2 separate regions of the Homo sapiens genome follow, and region 2 is linked to region 1. The links are chromatin contacts, found by Hi-C or POLR2A ChIA-PET in ENCODE. All regions are on one chromosome and are shown on one strand. The core of a region is the stretch at or near the end of the contact, and the rest is flanking DNA. Distances in the headings are between cores, read along the strand shown.

Evidence for each region. Hi-C counts contacts between places; a loop is a spot of excess contacts on that map. ChIA-PET counts read pairs that join two places held with the same protein, here RNA polymerase II (POLR2A). Pooled maps may share reads with other maps.
Region 2: a map of Calu3 shows a loop between it and region 1 (2.8-fold over the local background). The contact joins the promoter of C16orf46 here to the enhancer-like site in region 1. A Hi-C loop is called at or near these places in 3 of 168 maps with a recorded cell type or tissue (Caco-2, Calu3 and endothelial cell of hepatic sinusoid) and 3 of 50 pooled maps. POLR2A ChIA-PET finds 5 or more read pairs at or near these places in 9 of 52 experiments (BJ, H1, HepG2 and 5 more).

Annotation. Positions count from the first base shown.
Region 1 is chr16:81,141,347-81,146,306 of GRCh38, reverse strand. It overlaps the pseudogene PKD1L2. Among named protein-coding and RNA genes, the nearest start is that of GCSH, 47 kb to the right of the region's middle. Within about 2 kb of position 2,271, at least 3 of the 41 ENCODE cell types and tissues checked have a DNase peak (open chromatin) inside an H3K27ac peak, as active enhancers do.
Region 2 is chr16:81,075,130-81,079,868 of GRCh38, reverse strand. C16orf46 (chromosome 16 open reading frame 46) reads left to right here and starts at 2,631. Exons shown (of 4, transcript NM_152337.3): 1 at 2,631-2,733. C16orf46-AS1 (C16orf46 antisense RNA 1) reads right to left here. Exons shown (of 2, transcript XR_007065137.1): 2 at 3,271-3,445. RefSeq lists enhancers at 1,549-2,207, 2,320-2,369, 2,208-2,868, 2,960-3,099.

The sequences.
Region 1 (4,960 bases), core at 1,022-3,521:
GCAAAAACCATTAAGGAACATGGAATTGCAGACTGGAAAAGTTATTCCTTTCTCTATTCGTTTTCAATCCTCCTAATTAAGCAAATGGCTGGGAGCACTGGCTCACGCCTCTAATCCCAGCACTTTAAGAGGCTGAGGCGGGAGGATTGCTTGAGGCCAGGAGTTCGAGACCGGCGTTGGCAACATAGGGAGACCCTGTCTGTACAAAGAGTTTAAAACTTAACCAGGTGTTAGCCAAGCACGGTGGCTCATGCCTGTATTCCCAGCACTTTGGGAGACCAAGGTGGGCAGATCACTTGAGGTCAGGAGTTCGAGACCAGCCTGACCAACATGGTGAAACCTCATCTCTACTAAAAATACAAAAATTAGCTGGGCGTGGTGGTGCACATCTGTAATCCCAGTTACTTGGGAGGCTGAGGCAGGAGAATCACTTGAACCCGGGAGGTGGAGGTTGCAGTGAGCCAAGATCACACCACTGCACTCCAGCCTGGGCAACAGAGCAAGACTCCTTCTCAATGGGCACCTGTAGTCCCAGCTATTTGGAAGGCTGAGGTGGGAGGATCCCTTGAGTCTTTTTTTTGAGTTTGAGGTTACAGCAAACTGGTTTGAGGTTACAGGTGCCACTGCACCCCAGCTTGGGTGACAGAGCAAGACCCTAGCTCTAAAAAAAAGGGAGAAAGTCTCAGTTTGGTGCGACTATGTCTTTAATGCCTCTCTAACACTCCTTAATCTGTTTGACAGAGATAAAAGATCTCAAATTCAGAGGTTTTTCCAACAATATCCAGCTAGAACCCAGTAACATTGTTTTCTTTTCATTAAACAAATGTATATATGGCATATTATTCCGGTTTCAACTAGTCTCCTGGTTCCCTTCATGCCCCTTTCCTGTCCATCTTCCCATTTAGAGCGGTGCCATCCAATAGAACTTTCTACAGTGACAGAAATGTTCTGTGGAACATGGTGGATAGTTATGTGGGTTTAGAATGCTACCATTTTTAATACACAAGGGTGGCCACTATCTAAACCTTGTTTAGAACACGAAAGTATGGTTTATAGAATAAGCAATTTGAATTCATAATTCTTGGCCCCACCCCTGATAGAGTTACTTGCCCCTGTAGTCCCAGCTACTCAAGAGGCTGAGGCAGAGAATCGCTTAAACCTGGGAGGTGTAGTCAGCAGTGAGCTGAGATCACATCACTGCACCCCAGCCTGGGTGACAGAGCAAGACTCCATCTCAAAAAAAAAGAAAAAAAAAAGAATTTGCCCCAGAGAGCTGGGTTTGGGCTGCTTATGGAGGTCATCCCTGCTTCCACTAGATCCTTGACTTTGAGTTTGGGAGTTTTAGCATTCACAGCTGGACACACTGGACCTTAAGAACATGAACTCTGGAGTCGGCCAGAACCTTGGGATCTCCCAGCTGCAGTAGCAGCGGTGCAACTTTAAACAAGTTGCTCAACCTCTCTGAGACTTCATTTCTTCCCTTAGAAAATAGAGGTGTTGGCTGGGCGTGGTGGCTCACGCTTGTAATCCCAACACTTTGGGAGGCCGAGGTGGGCAGATCACCTGGGGTCAGGAGTTCAAGACCAGCCTGGTCAACATGACAAAACCCCATCTCTACTAAAAATAAAAAAATTAGCTGCATGTGGTGGCACACGCCTGTAGTCCTAGCTACTCGGGAGGCTGAGGCAGGAGAATCACTTGAACCTGGGAGGTGAGGCAAGAGAATCACTTGAACCTGGGAGGTGGAGGTTGCAGTGATCTGAGATTGCACCACTGCACTCCAACCTGGGTGACAGAGCAAGACTCCTGTCTCAAAAAAAAAAAAAAAAAAAGGGGGTGTGTTAAAAATTAGCTGGGCGTGGTGGCACATACCTGTAATTCTAGCTACTTGAGAGGCTGAGATAGGAGGACTGCCTGAGCCTGGGAGGCAGAGGTTGCGGTGAGCCAAGGTTGCACCACTGCATTCCAGCCTGGTTGACAGGGTGAGACCGTGTCTCAAAGTAAAAAAAATATAAAATAGGGGTATTGATCCACCTAGCTCGTTGGCTTATTGTGAGGGCTGAATAAGATTGTAAGACATGTAAAGTATTTAGATCCCAGCCTGACACAAAGCAGGTATACAGTAAGTGGTGTTATGATTGGCAGTGATGTTATCTTTCAGAAACATTAGCAGAAGCCCTGCAAAATAAAGTGTTGACTTGGAATCTTCAGCTGAGGCTTCAGTGAGGGAGCCCAGTCAGGAGGGTGAGGGAGGAGGCTGTGAGTCAGAGGAAGGTAGGAGTTGACCTCACCATAGCCATTTACCCAACACCCTAACCTTATCTGAGTCAGGGCTGGAGATGCATATACCTGGCTGTAACCAAAATGCAGATATAGTTGCTTGCCATTTGCAGAGTCCAGTTAATCAGAGTGAGATCTGGTATTTAAAAAGTGACTCTTGACCGGGAGCGGTGGCTCACGCCTGTAATCCCAGCACTTTGGGAGTCCAAGGCGGGCGGATCACGAGGTCAGGCGATCGAGACCATCCTGACTAACACGGTGAATCCCCGTCTCTACTAAAAATACAAAAAATTACCCCGGTGTGGTGGCGGGTGCCTGTAGACCCAGCTACTAGGGAGGCTGTGCCAGGAGAATGGCGTGAACCTGGGAGGCGGAGGTTGCAGTGAGCCGAGATCGCACCACTGCACTCCAGCCTGGGCGACAGAGTGAGACTCTGTCTCAAAAAAAAAAAAAAAGTGACTTTTTTATCTGGGCATGGTGGCATGTGCCTGTAGCCCCAGCTACTTGGGAAGCTGAGGTGGGAAGATCACTTGAGCCCGGGAGGCAGAAGTTGCAGTGAGCCAAGATCACGCCACTGCACTCCAGCCTGTGGGACAGAGTTAGACCCTGTCTCAAAAAGAGATAGAGGTCGGTGGGTGGAGAGAGAAAGAGAAGTAACTTTTTATTCCAAAGCTAGCTTAGGGGAAGAAGTACAGGCTTCCTGACTTAAGGATATCACTACACCTCTGAGGCAGAAAGCAGGGATTTTAAAAGGAGACTTGGCATGAATGGCGGGGAGGAGAGGAAGCAAGCCAGTGGGGGTCGGCGTAACGCACTTCAGTGAATTAGAATTATCTACCAGGAGGTCCAGCTTGCACCTTCCTGGGCAGGGCTAGCCTGTACAAGTGGCTGAAACTCTCAACATGAGAGACAGTTTCGTCGGAGGCGTTCTTTGGGTTGCAGATGGACTGCTGTCTCTCAAGGCAACCTCCAGGTGGGATAGTGCTCTGCCTTGGAGATGCTAAGCACAGTTAGAAAAGCTTGTCCTGTAGGTGAAGGGAAGATACAAGATTATAACTGCATTTCTTCTTTTTTTTTTTTTTTTTTGAGACGGAGTCTCGCTGCGTCATTTTGATCATTTTGACGCTGTGTCGCTGTGTGGCTTCATCTCATCATTTGCTCTAATTTTATATGTTTGAGATGTTTCATAATTTTTAAAAAAGCTAAAAACACAAGATTAAGGATTACACTGTATTGGCCGGGCGTGCTGGCTCATGCCTGTGATCCCAGCACTTTGGGAGACTGAGGCTGGCCGATCCCCTGAGGTCAGGAGTTCAAGACCAGCCTGGCCAACATGGTAAAAATCCGTCTCTACTAAAAATACAAAAAAAAAAAATTAGCTGGGCATGGTGGCGGGTGCCTGTAATCCCGGTTACTCAGGAGGCTGAGGCAGGAGAATCACTGGAACCTGGGAGGCGGAGGTTGCAGTGAGCTGAGATTGCGCCACTGCACTCCAGCCTGGGCGACAAGAGCAAAACTCCGTCTCAACAACAACAACAAAAAAAACAAAAAAACAAAGGGACAGGATTACACTATATTTGGCACTAGACAAAAAAGGGTTCAAATTCAAGTCTTACCATATTAAAGTATTTGCTTTAAAATACTCTGGGCCCAGGGGGTGGGGGAGTCGGGGGGTGAGGGCGGGCACTGTGGCTCACGCCTGTAATCCCAGCACTTTGGGAGGCCGGGGCGGGCGGATCACCTGAGGTCAGGAGTTTAGAACCAACCTGGCCAACATGGTGAAACCCCATCTCTCTACTAAAAATACAAAAACTAGCTGGGCGTGGTGGCGTGCGCCTGTAGTCCCAGCTACTCAGGAGGCTGAGGCAAGAGAACTGCTTCTAGAACCCAGGAAGTGGAGGTTGCAGTGAGCTGAGATAACACCACTGCACTCCAGCTGGGGAGACAGAGTGAGACTTCACTGCAAAAAAAAAAAAAAAAAAAGCTCCAGGAGAAGAAAAGAGATGAGACAAGACTGGCCAAATGTTGGTCATTGTTGTAGCTGGAGTGATGAGTATGGGATTCTCCTCTGTTCTCTTGATGTGTAGGGAAATTTGAAGAATGACTCTGATAAAAATCTAAAAGAGAAACATCGAATCCTAACTGGCTGTGTGACCCTAAAACCTTACTCCGTCTCTTTGAACCTCAGATTTCTCAGGGCTTGGCACATAGCAAGCATTTCATACTCAGAAGCTGGTACTATTACTGTTGTGTTTTGTGGGGGGAGGTTTGTTTGTTTTGTTTGGAGACAGGATCTGGCTTTGTTGCCCTGGCTGGAGTGAAGTGGCGCCATCATAGCTCACTGCAGCCTCGCCCTCCTGGGCTCCAGCGATCCTCCTGCCTCAGTCTCCCGAGTAGCTGGGACCACCTGCGCATGCCGCCCCACCTGGCTGTTGTTTGTATTGCAGCTGGTTTGCTCTGTGACTCAGCACAAGCTGATCGCTTTCTTCTTTGTCCTCCAGAGAAATCACAGTGTCCCAAGCCCAAGGCGGCACGGAGTGGCCCCTGGAAGGACAGCGCCTACAGGCAGTGTCTGTACCTTCAGCTGGAACACGTGGAGCAAGAGCTGCGGCTGGTGGGGCCCCGAGGCTTCTCCCAGCCCCACAGCCATGCCCAGGCCCTCAGGCAGCTGCAGACCCTG
Region 2 (4,739 bases), core at 1,382-3,881, 67 kb after region 1:
CCACTAGGGAGCTCTGCATGGGCATACTACTATGAAAATGAGGCTGGCCATTCAGATCAGTTCCTCAGCAAATCAGAATTTCTGAATTTTTTCAATTTCTTTTCTTTTTCTTTTTTTTTTTTTTTTTTTTTTTTTGAGATGGAGTCTGGCTCTGTCGCCCAGGCTGGAGTGCAGTGGCGCGATCTCGGCTCACTGCAAGCTCCGCCTCCCGGGTTCACGCCATTCTCCTGCCTCAGCCTCCCGAGTAGCTGGGACTACAGGCGCCTGCCACCTCGCCCGGCTAATTTTTTGCATTTTTAGTAGAGACGGCCTTTCACTGAGTTAGCCAGGATGGTCTCGATCTCCTGACCTCGTGATCCATCCGCCTCGGCCTCCCAAAGTGCTGGGATTACAGGCGTGAGCCACCGCGCCCAGCTGCTGAATTTTTCCAATTTCTATAGTTTTTCTGGGGCTACTAAAAAGAGCACAGTTTAAAAAATTATGCTAACTACAAGCGTGTCTTTTTTACTGTGTTCTTTCAGACCAAATCACACCTTCCTTCCCATACTTAAAGAGGTGCCTTTCTTTACACCAGGATTAAATTCCTCTTTCTTCCCTGCAACAGGCCTTTCCTGCCGCCCAGGCTGGAGTGCAATGGTGCGATCTTGGCTCACTGCAACCTCCACCTCACGGGTTCAGGTGATTCTCCCACCTCAGCCTCCTGAGTAGCTGGGATTACAGGCGTCCATCACCACACCCGGCTAATTTTTGTATTAGGGTTTTGAAATGGGGTTTCGCCATGTTGGCTGGGCTGGTCTTGAACTTCTGACCTCAAGTGATTGACCCGCCTCAGCCTCCCAAAGTGCTGGGATTACAGGTGTGAGCCACCGCACCCACCCATCTCCCTTTAATTTTAAAAAATAGATATGGGGTCTTGTGACACTTCCCAAGCTGGTCTCAAGTGATTCTCCTGCCTTAGCCTCTCCTGTGAGTAACTGGTATTACAGACGCAAGCCACCACTCCTGGCTTTTTTTCTTTAAAATACATTTTATGTGTTAGAGGAAGTTTACAGTCACAGCAAAATTGAGGAGAAGGTACAGTTCTGTACGCTTCCATTCTCCGTTTTTGCAAAGTGGGATCTTACTATAAGTAGAGTTTCTGGTATCTTGACTCAATTCCTATGTTGACTTTTTATAAACATAACTAGCCAAACCCTTGTCCCTTCATGTTTCCACTCAATCATGCTATCGGGCTTTTACCTGCTAAATGCAGGAATAGTTAGTGTGAAGGAAGTCAGGTTCTAGATCCTCCAACTTCCCCATGTACTTGCCGTTAGGTTATTTAATTAATATTCATTTAGCAAATCTTAGTTAAGACTTTTGGTATACTTCCCAGAAACTTTTTTCTAATATGCAAGGTCTTGCACTGTTTCCCAGGCTGGAGTGCAGTGACACAATCATAGCTTACTGCAACCTTCAACTCCTGGGCTCAAGGGAGCCTCCTGCCTCAGCTGGGATTCCAGGTGTGAGCCACGGTGCCCAGCTGTTTTCAATAGATCTGAAGGAAGACCAAAACAAATTGTCAACTGATAAAACATTTAAATGTTTTTGGTTAATACTTACTAGCTTGAGATACAATAAAACCCCTTTTATTTGCATCTTCCTATTTATGTGAACAAGGTACCTAAGCTTACACGTATGAAAAAAGTTGGAATAGAATTATAGCTGAATCCGTCTCATTGGAGCAATCACAGTGCTAGAGAACTTAGATACCAAAATTTTTTTTGAGACTTGAGTTTTGCTCTCCAGGCTGGAGTGCAGTGGTGCCATCACAGCTCACTGCAACCTCCGCCACCCGGGTTCGAGCCAGTCTCCTGCCTCAGTTTCCCAAATAGCTGAGATTACAGGCGCCCGCCACCACACCCGGCGAATTTTTGTATTTTTAGTAGAGACACGGTTTCGCCATGTTGACCAGGCTAGTTTCGAACTCCTGATCTCAGGTGATACACCCACCTCGGCCTCCCAAGTGCTGGGATTACAGGCGTGAGCCACCGCGCCTGGCCTAGATACCGGTTTTCTACAGCAGAAATAGTCACACTTTCTAAAGCAGAAGGGCTTTGGAGTCAGACCCGAGCTGGAGTGGGGGATGCTTTGCGATCTCTCTTCAGCAAGCTGTTGTTTTAGGGACGTGGGGCCACCTTCCTTTATTTGTATAAAAGATGCCACTGCCCACTTAAGAGCTGTGCTGCTCCGGGCCAGCAGTTCAGCGAGTGCCCGTCGGCCTGGTGCTGTCGGTCACGTAAGTGGGCTCTTTGAGGCTCACAACGCGTCCTCCCTGGACGTTCTGGGCCTGTTAAGTTTGTGTCCGTGGGAAACGCTCACGGCGGTTCCCCAGAGGGCCGAGGGAGAAAAGTGAGGACGTTTCTGGCCGCCTGGCATCTGCTAAATATCCTAGCAGGCACAAGGGCTCCCCAACGGGACTCGCCGACCCGAGAGCCCGGGTGGGCCTCAAGCCCCGCCATCTGAGACCCTCCGTCGCTGGCCCTTCCGGCGGCAGCGCCCGGAGCGGATAGGAGATGCCACGAACCGCCTCGCCAGTGCTAGGCTTTGTTGGGCTACGTCACTTCCGCCGCGGTCCCGCCCCCAGCGTGGTCGTAACCCAAGGCAACGGCCCATCCGGCAGCGACCTGAGTAGCTCTTGCCAGTAGGCCGGGACTAGCTGTCTCGGGGCCTTCCATCCGCTTGGCCCCACAGGTAGGTGTGAGCGGCCATTTCTCCACCCCTGGGGCAAGGCCCGGGACCACTCCAAAGGCGACAGAGCGAGAGTCCCTGCCTCGTTCGAAAGGAAGCGAGAGGGAGCGAAAGGCAGAGGCACTATGTGCCGGGGCTTCCCCAGAGCGGGCGGGGTCTGGGGAGGGGCGGGGCCTGAGGAGGATCCGTTGGGAGCGGAACCCTTTAAGGGTGGGTAGACGGAGGACGGGGAGGAATTCGAACGGGCAATCCAGAACGCTTTTCTGAATGGGATAGTTTGAAAGAAGGGCAGGCGTCTTTGTGGCACGGTAGGAACTGGCGGAGGAAGGGGAAGAGCTAGATGAGGAAAAAAGGCTTATGGCATAAAGGGAGGAGCCTGATAGAGAAAGGGGTGTGGCCTGCAGGAAGGGGCGGGGCTAGATGAAGAGGTGGAGCCGAGCGTGATGCGCCTGGGCTTTAGGGGTGGCAGGTGGAGCGCGTGTGTTTGATGACTTGCGCTTTGCTGTGGACTGTAAGCTGTGTGAGAGTAGAGAAGACGGATGCTGCTTTAGCTTTTTATTCTCAGTGCTAGGTACTTAGTGAATTCATTAATGTGAGTTGAAAAAGGGGAAGAGTTTGAGACTGAGATTGGAATAGATGTGGTCTGATCGGGAGGGATGGTGTAGAAACTGCGCTCCTTGGCATCATTCTGTGAAATACTTGAGGTTCCTGTGACCTGTAGGCATATAATAAGCAGAAGGCACATATAATTAACAAGGAGGATAAAATTTATACTCTTGGAAATATGAACAAATTGTGCAAGTTGGGTGGCGCGGGTGCTTAACTTTCAGACAAAGGTTCAGCTCCTTCCAGTGTGTTTCTAAATGCGACTCCCAACTCATTTTCCTGTAGAAACTGTGTCACAAATGATCAGGATGCCCAGGTCAGTCTTCAGGACCTATTTAACTGGTTCATGTAAGTGAAGATTGGTCCTGTATTAAGAAACTTAACTTCTGCCATGGCTAACAATATTTCTAATGATTATTCCTTCATTCAGCATAGGTTGTTAAGGAGCCGACCCACAGGAACGTTCATTCAAATTCCAAATGAGGCTGCCAGAAACTCATCTTTCCCTGGTTGGAATTTAAGATTCCTTTAAACCTATAGCTTGTAGGAAGATGAGGGTGTGTGGCACAGTGGAGAGCCAATGAGAAGTTGAGGCAAGGTGATAAGGAGTTTTGAGAGATTACCATCTATCTGCTTTTGACATAAACAGCTTGCGTTTGACTTAATACCCTGGGCCTTGGTTTCTCCTGGTCCTTCAACATTCCCCTGCCCTTAATGGATTAGGAATCTGTCAACCAGGTATAGGAAGCTACGGTAAGATATTTGTAATCTGACTATATAGACAGACTGGCAAACATGTGGCACACTCTATTTTCTGGCAGACATAATTAATCAACCCCAGAAATTTTTCCTGCTATAGTCAGGTCATAAGATCCTTCTCAATACAACACTCTAGGTAGCCACTAGTTTGGAGTTGACAATTCAGAATTTTCTTTGTTTTGTTTTGAGACAGTCTCACCCTGTTACCCAGGTTGGAGTGTAGTGGTGCAATCTCGGCTTACTGCAACCTCTGCCTCTCGGGTTCAAGCGATTCTCCTGCCTCTGCCTTCCAAGTGGCTGGGACTACAGGCGTGAGCCACCATGCCTGGCTAATTTTTGTATTTTCGGTAAAGATGGGGTTTCATCATATTGGCCAGCCTGGTCTTGAACTCCTGACATCAAGTGATCCACCGGCCTCGGCCTCCCAAAGTGCTGGGATTATTGGTGTGAGCTACCGTGCTTGGCCAGAATGTATTCTTTATCCCTGATCTAGGCAATAGGTGTTAAAAAAAAAAGAGAGAGAGAGAGAGACATCAACTTCTATAACTCTTGGTAGGTTCCTCTAAAAAAAAAGACTATCTAAATGGATGGATCTGGATTCCTGTAGAAAAGATTTAGAAACATAGGCCAGGTCATTGTATAGG